Linked DNA regions of Homo sapiens: region 1 is linked to region 2. Evidence: chromatin contacts called from ENCODE Hi-C data. All regions are on one chromosome and are shown on one strand. The core of a region is the stretch at or near the end of the contact, and the rest is flanking DNA. Distances in the headings are between cores, read along the strand shown.

What was found. A loop is a pair of places that touch in the nucleus more often than their neighbours do. Pooled maps may share reads with other maps.
Region 1: a loop to region 2 is called in a map of PC-3, with 4 times the contacts of the local background. The contact joins the enhancer-like site here to the promoter of LINC00492 in region 2. A Hi-C loop is called at or near these places in 2 of 168 maps with a recorded cell type or tissue (PC-3 and left cardiac atrium) and 1 of 50 pooled maps.

What each region holds. Positions count from the first base shown.
Region 1 is chr5:102,625,096-102,630,271 of GRCh38, reverse strand. The region is part of intron 1 of LINC00491 (long intergenic non-protein coding RNA 491); the gene reads left to right. Among named protein-coding and RNA genes, the nearest start is that of LINC00491, 44 kb to the left of the region's middle. Within about 2 kb of position 2,733, at least 4 of the 41 ENCODE cell types and tissues checked have a DNase peak (open chromatin) inside an H3K27ac peak, as active enhancers do; they include PC-3, where a contact is called at or near this core.
Region 2 is chr5:102,578,726-102,584,191 of GRCh38, reverse strand. LINC00492 (long intergenic non-protein coding RNA 492) reads right to left here and starts at 2,824. Exons shown (of 2, transcript NR_047462.1): 1 at 2,626-2,824.

The DNA of each region.
Region 1 (5,176 bases), core at 1,484-3,983, 46 kb before region 2:
GGACATGACAGACATACACAAAATGCTCTCTTAGACAAGAATAAAACATGCTAGAAATGTGTAGGACAGGAAGCAGGGTGAGCTTTTTGCTACAGTGATCAACAAAACATGTTACTAGGTATTTTTGTCAGGAGAATCTTAAACTTCCCAGACCCCTAAGCACTTAGCTAATTGATATCAGTTTATGACACTGATGGTAATTTTAGTGAAGTGACATGATAAGGTGAACAGCAATTCATATCTCTTAGACCACTACAAAGCCTTACATGGACACGATTTTCTCCTCACATTTACCATGACCCAGGGCTTGAACAGCACTTTCATTCTTACTTTCTTCAGTATCAACCATCCAAACATTAACACTCTGGTAATGGCAAGAGAATGGTTCTTAAGATTTACAAAGTTATAAAATGTAATCCGCTATATATAGGATAAGTAGACACAAGTATCTGAATACTACTGTGGCCTAGAAATTTTAGATAGCACTTTTACTGTTGTTGTATTAAAATTTTTTTATTATAATTATTCACTTTAATACATATTTGTGCAATTATATATTGAGCATAAGATAATATATTATATACATTTTAATTATTAAATTTAAAACACATATTTGTCTCCCCAATAGACCATAAGCTCTTGGAGGTAGGAGAAAGATTGTATTTTATTTATCATAGGGTCTAGCAACAAACAGATGCTCAATAAATGTTCATTGAAAGAAGGAAGATTACCAGATGTTTTAAAAAGAAATTAACACAAACATTTACTATGTATTAGACTTTACAAATCATTTCATTTGTTCTTAATGGCCACTGTAAAATTTAAGTATTTTATTATTTCTAACTTGGGGAAGAAGAAATGAAGGCCTAAGGGGTTAAGTAATATGCTTGGTGTCATTGCCAGCAAGAATTGTAGCTAGGATTTGAAACCAGGTCTTCATAGTTCCATAGTTTGAGCTGTGACTTCCAGTTTAGATGAACGCTCAAACAAACATTTTGAGAGAGTGTTTGTGTTTTATTGATTAAAAAGAGACTGGATAATACTACTTTTTGTAGAAATATGAAGACAATATGAAGTTTGGATTAATGACTCCTGGGAACTTGGTACTTTTAAAATCCTTTGATTCATAGACAGTGAAGATTTTTAGTTACTTAGTTGAATTTTTTATTCTATATAAAAACAGGTTTGGGCTGAAAAACCTGCTAGCTCCAAGTATAAATCTGGGAGGACAGGGCTGAGTCAGAGCTCACTGACCTTCTCAAAGAGGCTTGAGACATCTTTGTGCCAGCTGCACTACTGGAAGAGGGAGTCCTCAGGGGAAAAACACCCACTCTGTTTTATTAACGGAAAATTTGTCATTCTGGTTTTAACTGAAGGATTAAAAAGGAGACATGAGAATACTTCAGACATGAATTTCTGTATGATTTGGGCTCCCAGGCTTCAGAGATTCCTCTCAGGCAGACAAAGAAGGCAAGCCATGGTCAAGAGCTCTGGCCTTTATTTTGTTTCCCTGTGAAACATTTTGTGAGACACAGATGCAAGAGTAAGTGGCTTATTCCAGGTCATCCCAGGAAACAGCAGCAAGGGTGTGGGCGAGTTAGACAGTGAAGAAGAGGAAGTCAGAAAAGAGTTTGTGATCAAGCAAGTCACCACTGTGGCTAAATTGGCAGTCATTTTCATGAAAACTGAGCAGCCGTGTAGATGGTGCACCTCAGAGTTAGGGAAGCTGAGGTGTGTTGTCCACAAGTTTCTCATTTGTCATTGGTTGATGGCTACATCTAAGACCAGTAACTGGTACAGAGGCAAGTGTTATCAACATAAGTTATATGTTTCTTTTTCTAACCTTTTTTTTGTGCTTTAGTAACTTCAGTTTGTATATCAGAGAGTCAACCAATTCATTGACTATTGAAATTTACTAAATTCATTAACCTGTTGACTGAAATACCAAGCCCTGTATTCCTGCTCTCACACCTAGTCTTAGATACAGCATCACTGTGCTTATTCAATTTTTGTATTGAATAGACATAAATGTTGATTAGTCTTAAAGGAGCATCCACTTTCATGTAACATATATTGTATTCATTGTGAACATTTTTGAAGTCTCCATAATTATTCATTTTGGAAATACTACGTAATGCTAATTGCATAGATCCATTTATAAAATGGATAATATTTTGAAAGATATTAATGTGCTTTTCCAGTATTTTTCCTCATAGGGGGTCTTTCAACTAGTTTACCTGAGGCATCCCTGCCTCTGGGAAATTAAGATATTTAGGTAATATTAAGCTTTTGGTATGCAACATAGGATTGTACAGCAAGTTAGTATTCTTACAAGCCAGGCTATTGTCTTAAGGAAGGATTTTCTAAATTTTTTTGGTTCCCTCAGTTGCCACATTAGCAACAGAATGTCTTGTACCATGTTGTCAATAAGCTATATTAACAATCAAACTGGAGGTCTCAGCCTTTGCCTATCATGGGGCTCAGATGGAACCTGGAAGGAGACTATGATTAAAAAGATATAAATGAAAAGCTGCCTCTTCCTGACCTTGAAATGCTATGAGAAGAGTAAGAGAGAAAAGGTCTAGGAGCAGAGACATTTAGATGTCTGCTCAGATTTTCACTTATTTGGAATTGGTCTAGAGAGGGACAGGTATATTAGTGAGGATACTACAGTGATAGCAGATGACTCATGTTTCCTATATCATCTAACAAACTGCCCTATACTGATCTAGATTACATTAACAGTCAAATAAATTTGAATGTCTCCAGCATGATTCATCACTCAGATCCTGTTGGTTAGTTTTTCCAGCCTATTCTTGCTTTCCTTGTGGTGTAGAAAAGAGTCTAATTTGAAAGCTTTCCAGAGGGGTTTTGTGCAGTGGGGAAAGGTGGCTTCTCAGCAAGGGCTGCTGAGTGGACAGCCTGAGCTGGGGCTGAGTGGTGTTAAAGGCAGACCTCCTATAGACCTATGGGAGAAGTTTAGGTGCACTCAGAATAGCCAGGAGCCATCACTAGGAGCATTACTTGAACCAAGAATATCAAAAAGTTAAAAAAAACTTCAAAGTTCCTGTGCTTCTGTCCTGGAGGTCCATAGGACCCCAAGGAATGAGATAGCCAAGGGCATCGCCCAAAGGCCAGAAGATGAAAAGATAGCATAAGGACCTTATAGTTCCTCAGCACCACAAGGTCATATAAGAAGGTCCCCATAGCTCTTCGCTCATATACCCATTCACCACTTGCAGAGCAAAGAAGGGGGAAGGTGAGACTATCTAAGAAAAATAACATTTTTATCTTATAGAGACTAAGTACCACTTAAAGGGATTATTTTGCTTATTGCATTTTATTAAGCTTTAACAATTGCCTACTTAGTTCATTTTTTGCCGATTTAGTTAGCAGAGGAGTGGGCATGAAGAATCAAAAGGAAGATCACGGTAGCTAGCACAAAATGAAGACATTACTATTTGCTCTGCAATTCCAAAATGCAGTATGATTTAGTAGTATCTACTCTGATATAGTCATATTCTTTAACATATCAAGTATCCTAACCATTAAATATGGGGACCTCAAACTGGCCTTTACCAAATTATCTTCATTCTACCTCTGCAATATTTCTTTTCCTTCCTTCTTTCCAACCAGGTCTTGCTCTCTTCCCCAGGCTGGAGGGCAATAACGTGGCATGCAATCATAGCTCACCACAGCCTCAACCACTTGGGCTCAAGTGATCCTCCCACCTCAGCCTCCCGAAGTCCTGGGATTATAGGCATGAGCCACTGTGCGCAGCCCTCTGCAATATTTCTAAACTCTCTTTGTCATAGCTATCCTGCTATTGCCCTAGTCCAGACCTTTCAGCCTCACTTGGACTAAACCTTTTATACTGTGTCTTCAATTCATGGCTTGCCACTCCAGTCCATCTACAGTTTTTTTTTTTGCCATGTGGATTTTACTGAACACCTCACCCCTTGCCATTTCATTGCTCCAAAATCATCTTGCCTAAATAACAAATTCCACATTCTTTAGACTGGGATTTGAAATTTTCTTGGATAGAGCTTCAATCCACCAACAGGTCTTTTTAGGATCTTTGGAAGAGCATACACATCCTCTCTTTGTGTCTGTGTTTATATTGGCTCTACTTCTTGGAAAGTCCTTCCTTTCCCATCTGTATAAGCTCGTAAACTCTGCAAATTCAAGCTTTAGAACAAATGTACCTCTTCCAAAAAGTTTTTCGTAACCCACTCAGGTAAAAAGCATTTTTACTATCTCCTCTCAGCATCGTTTGCATGGTCCATATTGGGAGAGTCTTATCTGTTCTATGAGACTATATTTTTTTTACAGTGCCTTGCTCATGATGGTTGTTGAATATATTTTTAAAAATTTGACTGGGTAAAGGGAGGCTATATATATGTTAGACTGTAATGCTTAATTAGTAATGTTAAACAGATGTGTATTATTTACTCTACATGGACACTGAATGATTTTTAAGAGATACAAATTAAATAAAAATAATTTCTTATGCCATGTAACACATCCATAAATGTTGTTGCTGATAAGTTAAACAGGAATGTGTGAAAAGTCATTGTAAACTATAACAGTTGGAGCCTATCTGAAGGCCTATAAATACCTAAAGAGGGCTCTTGCAAACTGAAGGATGGTTTTAATAGAACAAACTGTTCCATTTAGATTACATGAACACACAGTTTTAAAAATACAAAATTAGTGTCTTGTTTATAGTTCTCTACCCACTGGATTTTAGCAGCTTCTTTATTTTCAAACCACTTGAAAAGAAACAAATGAAAACTTACATAACATGAACAAAGATTTTTGAGCCATGTTTTTTTTTCCTAATAGAAAATTTTTCTTCTTCTGAAACATCATGAGTAATTTATTCTGATGATGAACATGTTTTCAACATAATTGATGTCCTATAATTTCAGAGTGGAGAAGCAATATTGGATTTCATATATTAAAACAGTTTGATTTTCCAACTCTAAAATATATTTGAAATGTGGACATTCTCATTGATTTTTGTCTTCATAGTCTATATGCCAAGGACACTGTATATTTTGGAGACCAGTAGTGTTTTCTTTCTTTTTGATTCTTGTCTTTGTGAAGTAGCAAAATTGAGATAAGAAAGTGGAATATTCAAGCATCCTTATAAACTGTTAAAAATAGTCAACAA
Region 2 (5,466 bases), core at 1,575-4,074:
ACTCCAAAAACCAAACAAAACAAATAGATGCATCCATTCCATTGTTGATGTCATGACTAGGTGTTGGGAGGATAAATGAGGGAATGAAAGAAGCTCTTGAGTTCTGGGGAGGACAGCTGCTTCATGCAGGCAAGACATCATTATTATTAATTATCTTTATTCACTTTCAAACCATCTGTTTCCAAACATGGGCACGTGTGGCCCTATTTTCCTATCTCAGTGCCCCCTAGTGTGTACCTTATACATATTTAATCTTCAACTGATTTCAAAGGAAGCAACATTATGTACAGATGGATGGCGCTGGAACAAAGGACAGACATTAATTCATTTCTTTGATGATTTTTTTTTTGTTTGAGACAAGATCGTTCATTCATATTAAACTATTGCTGATGGTATTATGCTAGTAGTTTTTCTTTAACCTTAAGAAAACTAAATAATGCCATCTGGTGGTGAAAATAAATATTCTGGAGGGTATTTCCAGAATTTGTTTATTTCATTTTTTTGTATTTTAATATCTTCATTACTGTAATAGTTTTTAACGAGTTGACTGAAGTCATTAGAAAGTAGAATAAAGATTTTACACAAAAGATAGAAATAAATAGTTTGGAATATATCTAGCCAGATCTAATTATACAGTGATAAAATTCCCAATTCAAGTTCTTTTCACCCATAAAGAGTGGTGACAGATTATGCAAAACCGTGGAGCTGGTTCTCTTCTTAAGTAACTGAGAGTAGTAATTTCCTGGCATCTGATACTATCATTTCTTCTGTAGTCACAATAAATAAAATGATATCCAGCCATGAAATTCAGTACTGCTCTCATGGGTGATAGACCAACTTCCTGATAAGATATGATGCTTTTATTGATTCCCTCTCAATTTTGCTCACCTTTGGAATTCAGGTCATGTCTGAAACCTAGAGGGGTATACTTGCTGGAAGATTTTGTTTTGTTTTTGTTTGTTTGTTTACATGAGAACCTGATGAGTCTGCTATGATAACTCAATGGGGCTGAAACTGGAGACCTGTATAAGTGAAAGATTATATTTTACTTAGGATCCACTCTCTCTCACCCTTTCTGTCCTCTAAAGACTAGGGTATGTCCCAAGAGAGAATTTGTCACACAGGGAAATGTCTTCAGACAACAAATTTCACTGAAAGTTGGCTTTTTCTAGGGTAACAAGGAGGAAATAGGGCTGGCACAAAGACAGTGTTCAATAAATATTTGTTGAATTACATCAAAATGAAGAATATTTCTTCCCTCGAAGCCCTTGTAAGAGAAGACTTCAACCAAAATGAAATTTCTGAAATGCCAATGAACCACATCTCTCTGTTGCTTAAAGTCTTGCAATGGCTTCATAATCCACTCCAAATTCCTCACAAGGCCACCCATAATACGGTCCTTGTATACCTTTTGACTCATATTCTGTCATTCATCATTCCCCCCACTCGACTTCTCTGCTTTAACACAAACATATATCCATGTGCATGCATGTACACACACACACACACTGAAATAGATCTATCCCACCCCCCAAAGCCAGTGTTCTGTTTAGCCTTTGCTGACCAAAGCACTCTTTCTTACTTTACCTAGTAAACTTTTAATCATTTTGAAAGATTCAGTTCAAACACTGCACTACTTCCACTAGGAATCTTTTCTTGAGTTTCTCATGTGGACAGTAGTGCTTTATCCTCCATGCTCGGAGAACCTCATATACATACTCCAAAAAAATACAGTTACTTTGCTAAAATTGTTTCCATGGACATCTTCACTATACCATGTGTTTCTCAAGAGCAAGGGCTACATTCTATTTGTTTAAAATCATTTTTAAATGTTTTGAGTGGTAATTGACCCCCATTAGGTACTTATTAAATGCAAGCTAAAGGCATGAATAATTGGTAGCAGATATTGCTAATCAAGCTCCAACATCCAGTCTTTCTTCTTATTTAATAGAACTCCAACCCACTTCAACCTCTCCGTAGCTACCCACCTAGGGAAGGTCCTATGACAAAGCTCTCACCGTGAGATATAACTGGATAAGATATGTGATGCTTCCTCCTTGCAACGTCCTTATTAAGAAACTGCTGTTCTTAAATTCTTTTGTCTTTTCTGCTTCTCACAGACTGAAAACAGGTGACAACTGGCAGTTTCCTTGGACTTAGTGATGGAAATGAATGTTGATGTTGGCTGAGCTCTCCTGACAGCCTGGGAACCTGCAGAAACTTGGTGACCAGACCACCCTACTTTGGGTTATGTTAGAGAAAAATACATCCTGTCATATTTAAGCCACTGTATTTTGGGGTCCCTTTATTACAGCAATTCAGGTGATGCCCTAATTAGTACACGGTTGAAATGGAAACTATTTTCTATGATATTGAAGCTTTATTTTCTCAGCATTGTACCATAGAAAATATTTCCATTTCTATTATGTATCAGGATATAACCTAGAAATACGTCATGGAAAACAATTAAATATTACTTTTACAGATAAGCTTCAAAACACTATCAAATTTCTATTTATTGCCTGTAGAACTTAAATTATCATTAAAAATTAAAAGGCAACTATTTCCAAGAGTAGAAACTTTATTTACAATCTTTAAAAATATCCTCTAGTCTTAAGACCCTACCTTGTTTTTAGCTTCTGTGTCTTCTTCCCTCATTGAAGAATCAGTCATTCACTTTAGGCACAGCCTTGTGTTATATGTTAGGAAAATCTTGACCTTGGATGGAAGAGAGAAAAGGAACTCCAGAATGACAGCCAGGTATTAATTGCTAGCATTACCTTCAGCAGCACTTAACACTGTTGTGCTTTTTCTTCTGAAACCTAATATTCATTCTTCTTTCTGGCCCTGGTATCTGAAACCATGTTTTAGAAACCTGAATAGCAACTGAAATGCTGTAAGGCTGGAATTGCATTCTTGCAATTGCCAGTGACCTGATTCAGGATACATTCCCTTGATCTAGATCATATGACTTATTTCTTGACCAACCTGTTAGAAATTTCCACTCTGGTGATTTTCCTCCAGTATGTACCACTGGGTATCTGTTACTATACTCTGTACATTTGTCTTTTGCTTATCAGGAGGCTATTATCATACCTAAAATCTGTGTTTGTCCCCTATTTCACTTGAGTGCCTGACACTTTCAGATGAAAAAGTCTTGGTTCCTCTTAGTATTCCTTTGTTTCCACTGGAGTTAAGGGTCAGTAATGAGAATGTCCTGAGATATAATGATATTGGTGAGTAGCTTCCAATTTGTCATTAATATATCATTAATATATATATATTTATTAAAGAATTTCATTGCAAAACATTAGGCTTTTGGGCAATATTGTCTTTAGCAATTGCCTTCAATCTAAGGTTGAAGGTATGCAAAACCATCATAGTGAACACTGTAATTTATCCCTGCCCTATACTTTCCTTTTCTCTCATAAATTATGTGGACTTTTTGGCCTTTTGTTAATTGCTTCTCTCTCATCTAGCTAGTCTAGCAATCAAATGTCCCTCCTTCTTCTTTTATAGAGGTAGGCATGTGAGCAGGGCTGAGCAGTGAGTGGCCTGGAATGTTGATTGATCCAAGGATAGGAAAATGGCTTAAGCAAGGCCTCAATATCCTTTCAAGAACTGATGTAGTTGCTAGAAGACAGAGAGTTTTTTTTCTCACCTTCTGAGATCATGTGTCATAAGAGCATTCAACCTGGAGAGGCAAATGACCAAGAAATAGAGAGAAAATAGGTTCCTGCCAACATCTTCTGAACATCCGGACTACGATTATTTTTCCTGCTCCTTCCAATAAATATGCAACAAGTTTGAGCTCTTTTACTTGCAAGGAAGGTAGTCTAAACCAGAGGTGATAAACTATGGCCCCATCATCTGTTTTTTTTTGTAAATAAAGTTTCATATGAACACAGGTACATGCATTTGTTTACATATTGTCAATGGCTTATTTCCCACTCCTACTGCAGAGTAGAGTGGTTGTAATGGAGATTGTATGGCCAAAAAAAACCCCTAAAGTATCTAATATATGGCCCTTTACAAAAAAGTTTTGCCAAACCCTGCTTACTTTTGAAATAGGCTTTAAAAAAAGAAATTTTAATATTTAAACAATTTGAAGCGTTTTCAAATATAACTTTTCTTTTCTTTCCGTAACTTCTATGTCTTTTTAATGTGGACAAATTAAATTATGACTGAAGGAGTGATTCTAAGGGTGGCACCAAATGTCAGGCAATTTTTGTTTTGTTGGTTTATGCTTCAATATACTTTGTTGATTTCTAGGCTGACTTATATTCAGTAAAATTGTATGCCTTACTACAAGGTGACGTACCGGGTGCAGTTTATTTTTGAGATAATATTGGCACCTTCTGTACCTCATAATTCGCAGAACTTATTCATAGTCTGTATAATGCATAATGATCTGCCTCATCTAGAGTTATCCAGTATAGTACCCACTAGCCACATGACATGTGACTATTGGCAAGTGAAACGGGCTAGTCTGAATTGACATATGTTGAATATGTAAAATACACACCAGATTTCAGTGAGCAAGCATGACAAATACAACACAAAAAGTCTCAGTGATAATTTTTGAATATTTATTAAATGTTAAAATGATATTTTTAATATATTGGATTAATAAAAATATATTATTGGAATTATTTTTTATGTTTCTTTTAAACTTTTGAAAATGAATATTAAAAAATTAATTACCTTTAATTTTTTAATATTTCTATTATATTTCTATTAAACATTATATTTCTATTTCTATTAAACAACAGTGATCCAGAAATCATAGAAAAATGTAGTATGACTGAAGATTAAAGTAAACTTTCATAACTTTGAAAGCATTTTCAGTATTTTATCTTTGTAAGATGGGCAAATCATCTCTATATTATTATGTTATATCCTTACATTCTCTTGAGGACCAGGCATTTGTGAATATGCACATACTGTTGACCAAACATGTAATCTGTATTTTGTTGATAAAATTTCAGCCTATGAAAAACATCATTACATATATACGATTAATTATGAGATACATATAGGTTCTGATTCTCCATATTTAATTTTTAAAAATCTATGCAGGGAGCATAGAGGAGCATGCAGAGTTGGTTACGTTCTTGTAAAAAATCTTATTATGTTATTTATTAAAGTAAGTCTAAATACATACAAATGTAGGGACATTGTAGGTATAATTGAAATAAGATTTTCTCTTCATTTATTTCTAAAGTTATTATCCTGTGAAATTTCTTATAGTGAAAAATACGAAAAGAATATTCATTCTTGTTTAGTTACTATGTTGTCATACCGAAATTGAGGTCTGCAAAATGGGGATGATGGGTAAAATGGAAGCTGTTCAGAGGTTCCAACCAAATGCCACTCTTTTAGATTTGATTGCTTTATTTATGTTAATCTCTTTTTAATATAAATATACCAATATATGCCTAAAATGAATAGTAACACACTTGCACC